Regions from separate parts of the Mus musculus genome. Here region 2 is linked to region 1. The links are chromatin loops, found by intact Hi-C in ENCODE. Cell type or tissue: left cerebral cortex. All regions are shown on one strand.

The links. A loop is a pair of places that touch in the nucleus more often than their neighbours do. Peaks named below come from ENCODE experiments on the same cell type or tissue, not always from the same donor. Only the 100,000 strongest peaks of a DNase experiment are listed, where the experiment ranks them.
Region 2: a loop joins it to region 1, with 5 times the contacts of the local background. A loop is called at or near these places in 3 of 42 quality-filtered maps.

Annotation. Positions count from the first base shown.
Region 1 is chr10:125,262,032-125,270,031 of GRCm38, forward strand. The region is part of intron 3 of Slc16a7 (solute carrier family 16 (monocarboxylic acid transporters), member 7); the gene reads right to left. Among named protein-coding and RNA genes, the nearest start is that of Slc16a7, 43 kb to the right of the region's middle. In left cerebral cortex, a CTCF peak has its summit at 3,094 (motif pointing right); DNase peaks (open chromatin) are centred at 2,794, 3,089, 3,681, 4,647 and 2 more places.
Region 2 is chr10:123,260,375-123,268,374 of GRCm38, forward strand. Tafa2 (TAFA chemokine like family member 2) reads left to right here and starts at 3,702. Exons shown (of 5, transcript NM_001252387.1): 1 at 3,702-5,167. In left cerebral cortex, a CTCF peak has its summit at 3,573 (motif pointing right); DNase peaks (open chromatin) are centred at 3,688, 4,151, 4,561, 5,192 and 5 more places; H3K4me3 peaks cover 4,277 bases; H3K27ac peaks cover 3,161 bases.

The sequences.
Region 1 (8,000 bases):
AAAATTGAATACTAAGAGCGTCACCAAAGCCAATTAAATTGTATAGGGTTGGCTACAAATAGTGGGGCACATGTATAAGTAACCAGTAAGCTTATTTACTCAAACATTTCAAGATTCTCACATTGTGACTTAAATAGGCCAAGCACTGTGTTCCCCTTCTTCGGGTGTCTAAGTTCTACTCTCTTCTCATTTTAGATTTTTCTCTTCCATTTAGCCAACAAGAATGGGGTAAGATCACAGATTCAAAACTCTTTCTAGTATACCTTTAATTATTTCATTAAACTCTAATTCATTATATTTCAACAGGCTTTTGATTACCAATTTGTTCATTAATTTTTATTACAATGCAGCGGGACGTTGGCGTGTTTTCTATTTAAACAGCAAGCATTTTAGAGCCTTTCCTTCGTATCGTTACAACATCACGTGAATACATTCGTATATTCGTCTCTGTACTTCTTGGTAGCAAACTATTACTTATTTTAAAGAGTGATTATGCTCAATACTGTTTTCCAGCCTTGGGGGAAAAGTGAGACTGCAAGGACCTACTCTTTCATAAGAAATCTAATTATCTGCTATGTATGTACCTTGTCAATATTCTTTGAAGGAGAAATGTAATATTTTTCTGGTAGGTTTAGAAGCAGAGAGAACTAGCGTGGAATGCCAACGTGGAGAGAACTTGCCCACTTTTGATTGCTCTCTAATTTTCAGGCTAGCCTGGAACTTACTGTGTAACCCAGGCTAGTCTAGAACTCAAGTCAGTCCTAGTCTCTCAGCCTCTCGAATGCTGGGGTTACAGACATGAGTCACCACACCCAGCTAACTGGGGCACCACTCAGGATGTGCTAGATGAAGACTCTGTTAGAGGCGAAGCGTCTTCATCTCTCCCTCTGAGTTCTCTTTAGTCGCCGTGTTAGAGCACCCATGAAGTGCAGAACAACCCCTTTCTCACATCCTCAGCTTTGTACATCAGGGAGGACATCAAAGTATTTGGAGATACAAATTCAGTTTCAATCTAGCTCCTGGAATAACACGGGCTCCTCCTATACACCTGCTTCCTTGGGTGACATTACCGTGCTTTCAGCCAGGCCCCAAACTGGACATCATCCTCAGTCAGTTTTCATGTTCCACACATTTTGTCCCAGATGTAGCAGATACATCAAATCTGGGTCCTAAACGCCACTCAGACAAGTGTCTCTTTTCACGCTTGTTGGCCTTTCCTTGCTTGTTCTATATCCCTTCTTTCACTGGACATAAATTGATCACTAAAGTGATCTCTGAAAAGCATAATGATGACCCTGGCTTTCTTTGGTGACGAGCCTAGTTGAAGACCAGCTTTGGAAATATGTTAAATATGTGAAATATGTTAAAAATGAGACACAGGCCGTTTTGTCACACACCTCTGACTTCCATGCGTGTTTATGATCTACGATCCTTGTGAGCTCTGTATATTAACACATCTCAGAAATACTTGCTCCCTCTGACGCTTTATCCACACACTTAGGTGTTAAAGATGCAGGATGGGTGAAGCTTCCCGGTCTCTCCTTACTCTTTTTTGCACGCACATTTACTCAGTTGCAAGGTTTTTTTTTTTTTTTTTTGAGGGTGTGGGTGATTTTACTTTGTTTCCTTGTTTTGGGGGGTGTTGTTATTGTACCCTCATTTTCTGATAAAGAACTTAAAAGTGTGGTGTGTAGGACATGGGAGAGGATCTGGGACAACTTGGGGAAGGAAATAGTATGATCAAAATTTTTAAATTTAAGAGTTGTTGTAAATAATGAAATTATATAATAAAGAGCAAGGTATAACAATGCATAAAAAAGCATTAATGACAAACGATAGGGTATACTGATATAATATTTTCTGAAGTGTATGAAACACCAGTGGAGGAAAACTCTACTTCACTTCTTAGGTAAATAATGTGTAATTATGCTTTTGCTCTGTTTCTTCCATAATTATTAAAAAAAAACCTTTCTTCTTTCAGTTTGAGCACCCCAGTTTTCTCTTACTACTTCAATGTGGCTAGTTACTAGTAAATAAACATTGTGGGCATCTTAAATAAGTAGTGACACGGGGATTACTCCTCTGGAATCCTAGGTAGCACTCCTTCTTCAGCCAGGAGTGGCTCCTTCATCCGGCAATGTCTGTGCACCGAGTCATCCACCTATTTGCACTGCGTACAGCTACCACGGCTTCTCTTACGGGAAGATATCTCTTCCGAAACATCCACGTCCTGTCACTCACCAAACCAACCTCAATCTGGGAAATTAGGGGGGTAATCCATGTCCTACAATTTACACTGATATGAAGACATTCCGAAAGAAAGGGGATGCGAAAGGAAACTGTACTTATCTTGGAAAAGGAGACTGCTGAAGGCACAGCATGAGAACTCTTCATTCTTACATTTACTACAGCCCAAAAGATCTCCCGAGACTCTCATACTGGAAAACAATACTGATGTCTTTCAACATCAACATTTGCTCTCTTTTCCTTTCCCTCCTCCTATTCTTCTACATTTTCTAAGATCGTGATAAATTCGGTAACTGCTTGATTATTTTAAATATCTCCCTAGCGTCTCATCAAATATCTTCAGCATGTTTTCCATGACTTAATTCCAATTTCTTTGTGACAAATCTCTGTTGATCCTTTCATTTCCACAGCGGTTTCTCGCTTCCTCTCTATATGTGGGCATTTGGCTCATGAAGCAGCAATTTGGCCGGCAGCAATCTGAACACTGTGGCTCTTCTTTCCTCCGCATCCCAAAATTAACTGTAAACTGACAAATCAATAGCGTGGAGTTATCACTCGCAGGTCCTGACTGGCCTCAGGAGCCCCCGAGGGTTCAAGTCAATGCCTTTTTGCTTCGTGCAAGAGCTCTAAGGCTGAGTGTGGATGCTAGGAACCCAAAGCTGGAGCTGCATTAGCGTGTGACCCTATGGGAAGCCTACCCTGCTCTCCTATCTGCAGAAATGGAGCATCTCACCCTGTAACCAGAGCTGCTTCTGCCAGATTAAAATGTGCATTTAGTTCATTCCTTTATGTGTATGTGTTTGACCTGTAGGTCTATGCATCAACGTGCATGCATGTCTGTTGCCGGTGGAAGCCAGAAGAGGGCACTGCTTCCCTGTAACTGAGTGTGTAACTGAGTGTGAGCTGGCTTGTGGGAGCCAGGTCCTCTGGAAGAGCATCCCTTGCTCTTAAACTACTGAGCCCTCCATTCTGTCCCCTCTGACCTGATTTTTAATAAACACTTATAAGACATCATTGTAAGGCTATTATTCCTAAGACTCGCCTAGAGTCAAGTGCTAAGAAGGAGAAGGTCCAGCCTAGCTCTGAGAAGTGTTTGCTTCCTCACAGCACGCTTGCAAACACCAAAGATTTTCAAGGTGTTCCCAATGCCTTCCACCCTGGACAGGAGAAGCTTTGGAGCTGCCCTAGACACAGATGTCACGAAACAGCTTTCAAGCTCCTCAACGGATTCTTTCGCACGGGAAGCTCACGACTCTAAGAGCTTAAGCTCAGTGTGCAATGGCCTTTTGCCTCTGGCCAGTCGTCGGCACCTTCCTTCCTTCCAAGACAAGGCTACGGTGTGTGGCACTAAGACTACCGGCTGTCCTCAATAAGATAAAGTCGGAACGAGAGCCACAGAACAGGCTGGAATCCCACAAAGAGTGGGCTGACTGCCAGAACCATGTGTAGTTTAAGACCAAGAACAGAGGCTTGGCCCATGCCAGGGTTTGGAGTTGGTAAATAGATTTTAAAACCTCCAGTAAGAACCATGTGAGGAACGAGCAAGCCATCTACCTTTAAAGTCCCGAAAGGTCCCGTGAAGAGGTGGGGAAGGTAACTGTTAATGAGGAAATGATTTTTTTTTTTTTAAGATTCACATGATCCACTGTTGTGTTAATTAGAAATAAGATGGGTATTTGACTGGTACCATCTTCATCTGCCTTTGAGACACAGGGTTACACGAGTCAGCTGTCTTTCACTGGAATCATTACAGCAGCGGAGACGGCAGTAATGCTTGAGAGATCACGAAATTCCACGTTTGCTTTCAAAGGGCAGGCAGGGCTTCCTCCTGTTGGCTCACGTCCCTGTCCCTTTACAAGGGCGATAACAGTCCCATTTGAATGCCTGCTTTGTTTTCTTGCCGGTGCCACGAGGCTCCATTTACTATCTGAACTAGTTTTGCCCTCTGATGTTAATACTTAATCTCTTAAAGTCTTGGCTACAATAAAAGCCAGTAATCAAGTTTTATAATCTACTGTTTCCATGAGCGCCCTTGTCTCCTGGCTGCTTAGGTATCCTCTATGATTCGCAAGCAAAAACATTCTTTCTCCCCTTTAAAAAAAAAAAAAAAACCTGAAACTTCCACTATCATTTCTGCCTGTCTGTCTCATTATAGTAAACGACTATTGCCAGACTGTTTGCTTGGCGAAGGCACTACATATTATCAGGAACTATTTCAACGTGCATGAGAAAACTTCAAGATGTCCCTGCCAAACCAAACCACAGTAAGACTGAGAAGCACCCACCCTGTGGGGCTTCACACCCCAGGGTGACTTCCCTGGTCACCTGAATTCTTTGAATAGCTCCAGTGGATACTTACAATATGTAGTCTTTCTGAGTGTGCCTTTGGGAACTGGGCTTTTCTTAGTGTGGTGTGCAAAAATAGCTTAGATCAGACAGCTGCTGTTCTTGTGTTGATGTGGACACATAGCATAAATCCAGTATCTCTGGAAGAAGATATACGAACAGCCTAGGGGCTCTGCAAGAATGTGACATGATATTATCCTTTGTTAAAAAGTCTTAGTCTGTTTTATTGTTTTGAGATTATAATACAATTTTATTGCTCTATTCTTATTTTCTCTCCCAACCCCAGCCTTCCTTTAGATACATGATTTCTTTTTTCCTTCACCGTTATGCATTTGTATATATATATTTTTTTCCTCTATGTTGTTACTTGTAAGTATATCTTCAGGACTGACTGACCTTTGTTGGTACTGCATAGACAATCAGCGAGCCACCACTCTCCTTTCTAGTTTTCCTTAGCTGCCTATCGTTCTTTGCGTATGCTTGCAGCCTTTGGAACTTTTCCCCATCCAGTTCTTATATGAATGCACAAATAATAAGATGAATTTTGGAGATCTTGGCCACTATCACGCAGGGCAGTGGCAAACCATTCCAGTCTCTGTAATCCAATAGCTCTTTGTACTATGTGCACTGATAGATAGAAAAGAAGGCATGACATGCAAACGCTGGAGGGAAACCAGGGCACACTGCTGTTTTGATATAAGGAGAAATTCGTCAAATGATCCTAGAAAGCATCCACTGACCCTGATGGAACATCTGGGCAGGAACTCTGTATCAAGGATAATGCAAAGAGTGACAGGAACCAGTCTAGAGTATGGCTGTCTTAAGATCTCAAGTCATCATGGAAACAAAACCAGGAAAGTCTGTTCCACACACACATTGACTCAGATCCCAGGCCCTTTTTATATCACAGCGATAGCAACGGACATCAACACAGCTCATAGCAACAGAGGGGCACCACATCAAAACTCTTACTAATCAAATGCCAAAGAGGCCAGTTTCAAGTGAAATTATTTAATGATGTTACCAGAGGAAGGAGGTTTTCCAGACTGAATTGATTGCATTTAAAGGTCCATCACTCAGCAAAGATAACTTCTGGGAACTCCAATAACCTCGTTAAATTTATCTTCCTTGGCAATGCAATTAAGCAATAATAAGAAAAATACTGTCCATTTGATGTAATGTTAAGTACTGAGACATATAACAATCTCTAGTGTATAAAATGTGACATACATCCTTTCTGGAGAAAAATACCATGACAGATATCAATTAAGAACCTGTTCCAGGAAGGTGTGGTGGCGGCACGAACCTTTAATCCTAGCATCCAGGAGGTAGAGGCTGGAGGATCTGAGAGTTAGAGGACAACCAGTGCTACACAGAGAAACCCTGTCTCAAAAAGGCAAAACCAAACAACCAAACAACCAATAAACTTAAACCCCCAAACAACAAACAACTCTTCCCAAACCAGTGGGAACTACATGCTTAAATAAGAGCAAAACCAGAAAAGGTTGACTGTTTGTTTGTTTGTTTGTTTTTGTTTTTAGGAATACTGCCATGGTTACCCATGATAAAAGGCAAGGCACTGTGTGTGAAGTATGAGAACTATTGTACAGAACTGGTAAATGTATAAGCTACTCCCACTGGGCATATTTTTCCATCTGATGTGAAAGAATAAAACTCTTCACCAACTGAACTCTTACTTCTCACAAGCCGAAGTGAACCGGCTCACTACTGATGGAGGCAATGCATCACATCAAGCATTCAAAATAAATTAGTGGCCATTAAGCCGCAAGCTCCCCATCATTTGTGTTACAAATGATGCTGAGGCATCAGGCATTACCGGAACCACCTTCCGTCTCCAGAGCGATATTGATGTTCTGCAGCCAGAGCCCATTAAGATGATTCAATGAAATACACCAACTTCAGAAGAGATACAACATCTCAGACTCGCGATAAGAATAGGGTTGAGGTTTCCTAGTAGCAAAACATTTTCTCCTGACATAAAAACTGCGCTCTGAGGTGCAAGTTAAATATGCCTCAAATCAAACTGACTCCTTAGGAGACCAGTAGTAGCGTGCTATTTATACCATCGCTGCTTCCATACTGAATCACAAAGCACAAAGGGGGTGTGCGGATTCTATTCATGAGCTATGAAAAACAATTTTGCCTTCATCTACTGTTTCATGTTTTAAATTCTTTTGAAGATGATTTAGTTACACGGCAACTGTATTGGACTGTATAGGTGCTGACACAGAAAGGGAAGTTTCCAGTTGCATTTTAAGAAACTAGAGGACTATTCAGGATTGTATGCAATTGTGGTAGTATTTGAAGATTTGAAAAACGTTTTAAGATTATAAACATCATGAAACATGGATTATTCTGTTTTCACCATTGGATTCTTGACATATGGGAATAAGGTTTAGCTACAAAAAAAAAGAGGACTTGTGAATGATATAAGTTAGCAAGTCTACAATGCCAGGTATCTTTAAGAAAGTTTAGGTATATTTCTGGCTCTAATTGAGCCTCTGATATTCTGTTCATTACCTCTACATCCAGAAAGTCAGACTTGAATTCAGATAAACAAAAACAGTAATACACTGAGGGAACATGTCTACCATTTAAGTATGTCTGAACACCTGTCAGAACCCATGTTGAGTCTTTCTTGGGTTGGCAACTACGGAATATTTGTTCATACATGAATAACCTTTTGTTTTTGTGGTATTGTAAAAGTCACCTTTTATGTTCACTCTTACACAATAATACACCCCCATTTGTAAAATTGGTATTGGCAAGAGGAGGGTACAGAGCCTGGAGTGGCTAAGTCTAAAGGCTAACTGTATCTAGTTCAGGCACAAAATTGATTTAATAGAGTGAGCGAGGCGATCAGTTGTCCATAAAGGTCAATAAGAAATGTTACCTCAGCTCTTCTGAAGGCCCTGATACAGTGGTAGAAAAGCAAGCATCCAAAGGTTTCAGAAAAATTAATGAATGAACAAAGAAAGGAATCAAACTCAGGGTAGAGTTTAATATCTAAGACAGGATTCCCCAGTCCAGAATCAGAAGTAAGGTTTTGGTCATGCAGGGCCGTCCTCTGTTCTTTGCCTTCTTGGTCATGCAGGGCCGTCCTCTGTCCTTTGCCTTCTTGTGCTTGTTTTGGGTTCATTAATTTAAAAACTTCTCATGGAGATTCAGGAAAAATTACATTTCACAACACAGACATAAAATATGTTAAGTACATTACAGGATAAAGAGGACTCTCTTTTCTTTCTTCATCTTCTTCCTTCCTTCCTTCTCTTCCTTCTTCTTCCTCCTCCTTCTCCTCCTCCTTCTCTTCCTCTCTCTTCTTCTCCTTGTTCTCTCCTCTCCCCCCTCTTCCCTCTCTCTCTGTTTGTACTATTAGAACCCACTTA
Region 2 (8,000 bases), 2.0 Mb before region 1:
AGGGTCCAGCTTAGTTGATTCTGCTGGTCTTCCTGTGGAGTTCCTATCCCCTTAGGGGCTGCAAGCAAAGCAACCCATCTTCTTGTCTTGAAGTTGTGTCCCTGTGTGTCTGATAGGCGTGTTAGGGACTCTGCGACTTATAGGGAGACTAAAAGTTACCAACATGTATGTATACCACTTTGCAGTACATGGAGTGAGGTTTGTCTTCCCTTTATCTACCTGATTACATGAAACAATTCTATAAATGTTTAAAAAGTATGTCTACAGTTAAATTGCATGTGGTGGTGCATACCTTTAATCCCAGCACGGAGAAGGCCTGGGCATGTGGCTCTCTGGGAGTTCAAGGCTAGCCTTGAGACTGCTCCTCACCCCTGCCAGTGGAAAAATTCTCTCAACCCCCAGAAGTTGAGTTGAGTGTAGTGGTCCATAGTAGTACGGACACTAGAGAGGATGGGGAAACATCCTATCTAAAGCTTGCCGGGGCTTTATCCCGGGCAACTTGGCTAGCACCGTATTTTGCTAGAATACGATGGAAAAAATAAGTATGGAGAACGTGGCTCAGAGATAAAGGACTTGCTGGGGATGTGCAAGGCCTGGGGTTGGTACTCATGGGGCTTCCTCAGAGACGATGGGAATGGCTTGGGATAAAAGTTAGAGATGATGGGAATGGCTTGGGACAATGGAAACAAAAAAAGGTAGGCAGGTGGAGGTGAACGGACCGTGTGCCGCTCTCTTTATGAGTTCGCAGGGAACCCGAATTGTATTCATTCTCTTAAATATTATGATTCCTGGACGAACAAACGCAGGGAACCAGCGCTGCGTCTCCTCCCACCCCTTTCTTCTTAGTAACGTCTCTGCAGTCTTATACACGTTTTGTTAGTGACATTTCAGAATCCTGGGTCCTGATAATTTCACTGTCCTTGTAACACAGGAGACGGAACGTTTTCAAGTTTGGGGGGATGGGACACTGCTGAGAGACTGTGAATAAAAAAACGTAAAAAGCAAAGTTGACGGCTGGCTTCTGATTTGGCAGGCCTGGTTTGAATCCCTCCACCGGCTCATTTCATTCACAGGCGAAATTGGTTCAGCTCATCTGTTTTATTGGATGTTGTGAGGATTTGAGATGAGGGGTTGAGATAACCTATAAACCTTCTACTAGAGACTTAAAGTGCCTCTAAAATCTCTACTACGGCTGAGGGGAATGTGTAGTGCCGTATAAAATACCTCAAACCACGTCTGTTCTTAAATACACCCAACCATAAGACAAGCCTTTCTATTCCTAGATATTTACTTATGAGAACTGAAAGATTCCCTCATGCTCAACTCAGAAATAACACAAGAGGTGCATGTCAAATAATGTTTAGTGTTAACTATGGAGAAATAAGGAAGGTGCGACCCGTGGCTGCAGTATCAGGGAGAGATCTCAGGGTAATTATTCTGTTAGAACGATGCTGGTGGGGGTGGGGGTGGGTGGAGGGAGACGCTGGCGGGGGGGGGAAAGACACACCACATGATTTGACTTATCAAATCTGTAGTATGGACAGCTAACTGCAGCCAGGTGTACCTCAGTAGAATAGTTTTCAAGGCAGAGAGAAGAAAGTTTGCAAAAGTAATGCTTGTTGCAAGTTCTCAGAACGCACTGAGTTGTGATGAACTTGCAGTCCAGTTAAATAAGTATTTTAAAAAATGTATATTCATTTAAAAAAATGTAGTAGAGTTTTGAGGAGGCAGAAAGGTTAACCAGATGGCAGGTTATCAACTCCAGGGTTCTGCTAAGGCGGATGAGTGTTTATCATTTTGATTTGTGTGTGTGTGTGTGTGTTTTGGAAGGAATGCAAAGTATTTTGTTTCAGAGTCCCGAGAGTCCTGATTTCCACACCTCCATCTGAGTTATTTGGATTCATTTGCCTGGAGATTAAACAGAGAACACAAAGGCATTAGGGAATTTCAGCATCATTAGGTGTTGGGTGAGGATCTGTGGATGGGGAAGGTCCGTTTTATTTTGTAATCACACAGTTATTCCCTTTACTAACTTTTTAATGTGCTTGTACAAATACAGTGGATTAAATTGTAAAAAATAAGATTTAAATGCCCCACATTTTAGCAGCAGAAATAATAAGATAAATTGATAGGCTTTCATGAAACCATAAAGACCCTTAAGAATTAGACACGAGAAAGATGATGGGGGAAGGCCAGGGTTTTGAAGTTATGTTGAAATGATTTTTTCCTTATAGTGAAGAATACAGGTTTTAATGTCATTCTTGCTTGAAATCTATGGCTGATCAACAGACAGAAAATTACAGTAAGATTTGCAATGAAACAGTGCCAGGTTATTTAAAAAGAAAAAAAAAACAACAACAAAAAACCTTGTTCCCCCAGGAAATGAGTTACCATGTAATTGTGATAAAATAAAAGTCTTTAATCATACGAGACACTGGTCTTTTGAAAGAGGTCATTTGAAGATATGTTGTGCACAATGATTGCCATGCCCCGGAGTCTCACAAACCTACCAGATACAATCGATTAAAATTCAAAACCCTATATTATTTTGTTTTGGATTTTTATTTGAAATTGCTTCAGTTACTCCCAATTGAAAAAGTAAATTATTGCCTTTTTTAAAGAGTAGACTAAGTACAATGATCAAGTTAGAAAAGAATAAATAAAAAATTCAAAATGAATAGAAAACTGTTTAATCATGACCTTGATACATATTTTCTATTTAAAAGCACACAAATGCCTAAGGCACACCTCCCACTAAATGACAATGTTCACAAACTCTAAACAGCAAAGTTACAGGTGTGCCTAGCTTAGTTGTGTCTGACGTAACAAATCTTTTTAATAAAATTTGCAGGAATGCTTTGTTAAAATAGCCCTCCCAAATCAACTACATAAAACCCTTTAGATAGAAAATAAGGCTAAATTATGTTACCATAAAATCACCAGCTAAAACATATTCCTTAGTTCTTAGTAACTATGGTAATAAGTGGTAGTTTATAGATGGTGGAAAGAATTATGCTAATCTTTCAATGACTCAGGGCTGGGGAAACACAACTACTTAGACCTGGGGAGAATTTAGCTAGTTTGAAAAATTAACCTAGTGGAACGAGAGAGGAGTCAGTTACAGACAAGATCCCTGAGTAAGCGTTCCAGAGTCGACATTTTCTCTCATTGTGTCTAAGTCTTACTCATTTTTCGTACTATCCTAACCACTAGCTTAAATGTTTTCTCATTCATAAGCACGATCAAAATGAGCTGAGTCTAAGAAGTCCTTTCTTGGAAGATCTTATGTACACCGCTTAAACCAGGACCCAATTTGGCCAAACCTTAAGGACATGACCTTCTAGGATCTGTCTCTGAAATCTCTGTAAAGTTAGGATATTCCTTTAGCAATGAATATGCTATCATGGGATTGTGTTAAAACCCCCTTAACTTTGACTCTGTCAGAATTTGTTAGTTGTAGAAATTCAAAATCCTCTTAAATCGGATAGTGTAAGAAAATTCTTGTTTATTTTTTTGGAAGAAAAATTATGAGTCTCCGTGACAGCCGGCAAAGCGTTCTAATCCAGATTTACCGCTAGAGGGAGACATAGTCCAGCATTTGCAACGTTTGCTGTCTTATACTTTTTTTTTTTTTTTTTTCTTTCTGCAGGAAGGTGGTTTGCTCTCAGCATCTGCAGCCACTGCTGACAGAATTGGGAGGGAGACAGAGGGAGTCAAAGCCTCCCGGTCCAGCCGTCCCATTTTACTGCTTAACTCAGCCTGGAGTGTCAGAACCCATCTTTGCCTGCCTTCTCTGTGCTTTGTACAGTGGGGCCAGTCGCTCCCAACGGCCAGCCCGCTGAGTGGAACAGGGGTCTAGGGTGGACTAGCAGGGCTCTGCCCGTTGGGGTGACTTTCGAACATTATCTTTAGTGTATTTTAACAGTACAGAGCTTGTGGTGGGACTCAGAGAGGGAGAAGCTTTGATTGCTTTTTAAAATTATTTTATTTTATTTTATTTTTTGGCTTTTTTTTTTTTTTTCTTCTGGTGATCTGGATTTGTTTCCTCGGGCCCCTCCCCTTGTTCCGTTCTTTCTCACTCCCGCCTTTGGCGAAGTGACACAGGCGACACCTGCTCGCTTGTGTCTGCTGCTGGAACTCGCACCTCCAAGGTGGTGAAGGTGCCGGCGCGCTCGTGACTTGGGGGGACAGCAGAGGGGTTCCCTCCCTTGGAGCACACGATGCGGAGAGTGGCGGCGGGTGGGATGCGAGGAGCTCTACCGGCTGCACTTGGAGGCGCGATCGAGGGGCTGCAGCTGGCCGGGAGTTGCTGCTAAGTGGACGCGACTCGACGGCGCCCAGGTGTCCGAGAGGGCACCCGCGGGACCCGAGTGCGAGCTGCGGGAACGCAGGCGTCTCCCGGGGAGGACGCCGGCCGAGCGCACAGCCCGCGAGCCTGCTCAGAACCGCTCCACACCGGGAGCCTGCAGACCTGGGAGAGCCGGGGAACTCGAGGAGTGTGCTCGGCGGCGGAGGCTGCTCTGCTGAAGGTGAATCACCGCGTCCAATTGCCTTTCCCTAGAGAACCCGGGGGAGGGCGGGAGAGGGGGAACGTGTGAGCGCGCGCGTTTGTGTGCAAGGGAGAGCCGACGCGGGGCGAGAGGAAAAGTCCTCGCTCGCCGCTCAAAGCAAACAAACCGGAGATGGAATAAGAGCGGCGGTGGCTGGAGCCCGCCTGGATCCTCGCAGTCGCGGGAGCCGAGCGCACCACCGCGCGCAGCGCATCGCCGGGGACAGCGGGCGACCGCGGGCGCCGCCGGGGGCTGCGGAGACTTTGGCTCTCCCCCTCGGTCGACGACCCTTCCGATTACTTTGACACTGTGGGATAAAGAGCAGAGCCCGGGGACCGACCTCGCGCGCTGCACCTTCCTTTTGCTTCGGGGAAGGGGGACCCCAGCTTGTAGGTGAAGACGCTGCCGAGCCCCCCTTTAGCCTTCGGAGGAGGCAGCACTCACACTCGCTCGCCCTCTGCGAACACACACCGGCGGACTTGAGGTCCCTATGCCCCTGGATGGTGCCAGCGGACCGGCATCTCGGAAGCGATGCAGGAGCGGTGAGGCTGGCGTCGGCCCGCGGAAGCTACCGGACCATCGCTAGGTGCTGCCGCCCCCGGGACGCCCGGCTGCAGGTAGGTGCGAGCCGCGCCTTCGGGGGCCTTCGGGCTTTGGGGACCACAGTGGCCGCGCGAGGTCTGCGCGCCTCCACAGCCCTCACCAGTACTGTCTCTTCCCTTGACTATCAACTGGGCCCGGGGGCAGAAACCGGCTCGTCCCAGGAGGCCAAGATGAGGGTAGCTGTGGTCCCGCAGTCGGCATCCTCCTGCCCCCTCCCCTCCCGGCAGACGGCGAGGATAGGGGCGGGGAAGAGGGACGCCCGGAGGGGGACAGAGCCATGGCAGGAGGCTTGGGGAGCAGGGTCCATCTTATTTCAGAAGGCGAGAGACCCAGGCGAGGACCGAAATGGGGTTCAAATGGATCCCTCACCAGTCCTGGCTGGTGGGCATCTGACACTTTTCATAAGCAGTTGGGGGGGGGGGTCGCAGTCAAGGGAGAAATCAGTGAGGGGTGATGGTCCACGGGAAGCTCTCGCATCTGGAATGTCTACTTTCTGTCCACTTCTGACTAGTTAATTCCCAGGCCTGTCTGCAGAGGGTGGGCGTTTCCAGGAGAATATTGACTCGTCCACCTCTAACTATTTCCACAAAGAATCACATTCATAAGTTCCGGGGCCTCACCCGCTTAAAGGTTTATTTAGCTCTGGGAACAGTCTCGGTATTACCGAAGGAAACTGCTTTCTGTAAAGGGTACTTCAAGGGAGCTTTCCTAAAGTATCGTTTAATAAACAGCGTTGGCGGGGGGTGTGGGGGAGAGCACAGTTCGGGGTGTGGGGGTGGGGGCCACGACTAATGGCTTGTCATTTCTTTCCGGGTAGATGACTTCCACATCTTGCCAGTAGCACAGATCTTTTTCTGCCCACCTGCTTTGCTGTCCATTCCTCCTTCTAAGAGGCTAGGTGTCTCCCAGGAGGTGTTTTCTTCAGGGGAGGGATGACTCTTGGCTCTTAGTCAGCAATGCCACATTTACAGAAGGCGCTTCTGCAAAGGCAAAGTTTGAGGTCTGTCGCTCTGTTTCTCTGGAGCTGCGGGCTGAGCCATCCGGCCTCCTCTGGAGGCCACTCCATAGGCTCTCTAAGAGCCCTAGGGAGACCAAGCTTTTCCTCTTGCTCCACATTCCACTGCGTGGCCAGTGTTAAACAATTGCCTGAAGCCTTGGGAATTGAATGTGTAGTTACTACAGTGACCAGCTCTTCCACACCCTGGGCTGAGTGAGTTCATCTCCTGCCAATAAGAGAGAGGATGAACCGGCCTCCTTTTGTGACTGTGAAATCTCCCCTTGAATATCAAAGTCCTCCGTGGGGTTAAAAACAAAGAAACAAAAGCTCATCTCAGTCTCAGAACCTAAGTTTCCCCCACCCTATGAAGAGCACCTCTCCCCCCCCCAACCCCCCCAATCACTCGGTATCCCAGGGCCTTACTCAGGACTGGGTGAATTTCAATGACTGTGGACCGACTAATAATTATCTGGTTCCTGTCTGCCCAGTCAGATTGCTTTGGCCATCCTCCTTCCTACGGTTATCAATTAGCACCTTTAAACTGCTCTATTAGGCAAGGTAAGTTAAGACAGTTGAGTAATTAATTTAAGGTTTCCATGTGAAGTAATAGAGATTACTGGCGAAGAAGATTAAAACTACATTTGATGTTTTAAAGAATCAGAGCATAAGGATATCGTATTTACCCTTTCCATGTTCAGGCATCGATGCCCAAACTAGTGAGTCCTTTACAGTTTCAAAACCGGCACCCGACACCGTGCATTTTCAGGAACAGGTCAGGCATGTTTGTCTCTTTTCCTGATCCACGCTGTTCTGGATCTCTCGAGGCCGCTATTTGGATTGTGACCTTTTAAGAGTCTTTATTTTTAAAAGCCACCAGTAACCACTTACAGGCCATCAGTAACCACACTGAAGCTTATTTTATTCTAATTCCCACAATTTCCAGTGCAAACAAGTGGACTGTATTGTTTACGTGTGTAAGGTTTTGAGGAAGCCTGTTACTGCCAACAGAGCACTCAGGCACGGGGAGCCTTGTAAGAGGCAAACATAGTTTTAGTGCTGTTTTATTCAAAATGGCTTTCAAAAGGCTGATCAAAGTCTTGGTTCTTTTCTTGCCTTTAGGAGCAGTGGGTGACTAGGTTTTCCTTTCCATTTACATACAGTGCTATTTGGTGTGTGTTTCTTTTAGAGGACTCAGGGAACCTTTGTGTCAAAGCAAATGCCTACATAATGCTATAAGTTGTGGCAGAGGGGAGTGTGAGGGCTCTGAGTGAGTGTGCGCACGTGTGATTCTGAACCTGAGGAGCGTTAGTTACTTTAACAGTGACAAACTGGAGAGAAAAGATGCTGTCAGCTTGGGTCGGCGTGGATCCACTGTTCGTAGGCACTACGTTATCTGCATTATAGTGTTCACTAGCCACCAAGTAATAGAACTCGATGACACGGCTGTAGAGAAAGGTCTATTTTTAGACAGAGCCACTTACCCCTCTTAAAAATTTATAAAGTGCTGAAACTTTTGGGGGTGATCTAACATTTTAGAGAAATTGTGTTATGTCTCATCAGAAAGATTTAGTAGTCCTGGATCTACTATCTGTGAGACAGTGTTTTGATAGCCCGCTTAAATGGCATTTTCACATGGAAATGCACAGAGTACATTTTAAGGTTGATCCAGTGCCAACTGGATCTTCTGGATTACCCTGCACAGGATGGGGACTCTCCAGCACTCACTAGGCCCTTCTTATCACCGCCCTAAACAACAACAACAACAACAACAACAACAACAACAACAGCAACAACAACAAAACGGTTCTGTTTGAGCACATTTGAGTTGAGGAGTCATTGCAAACAGATGG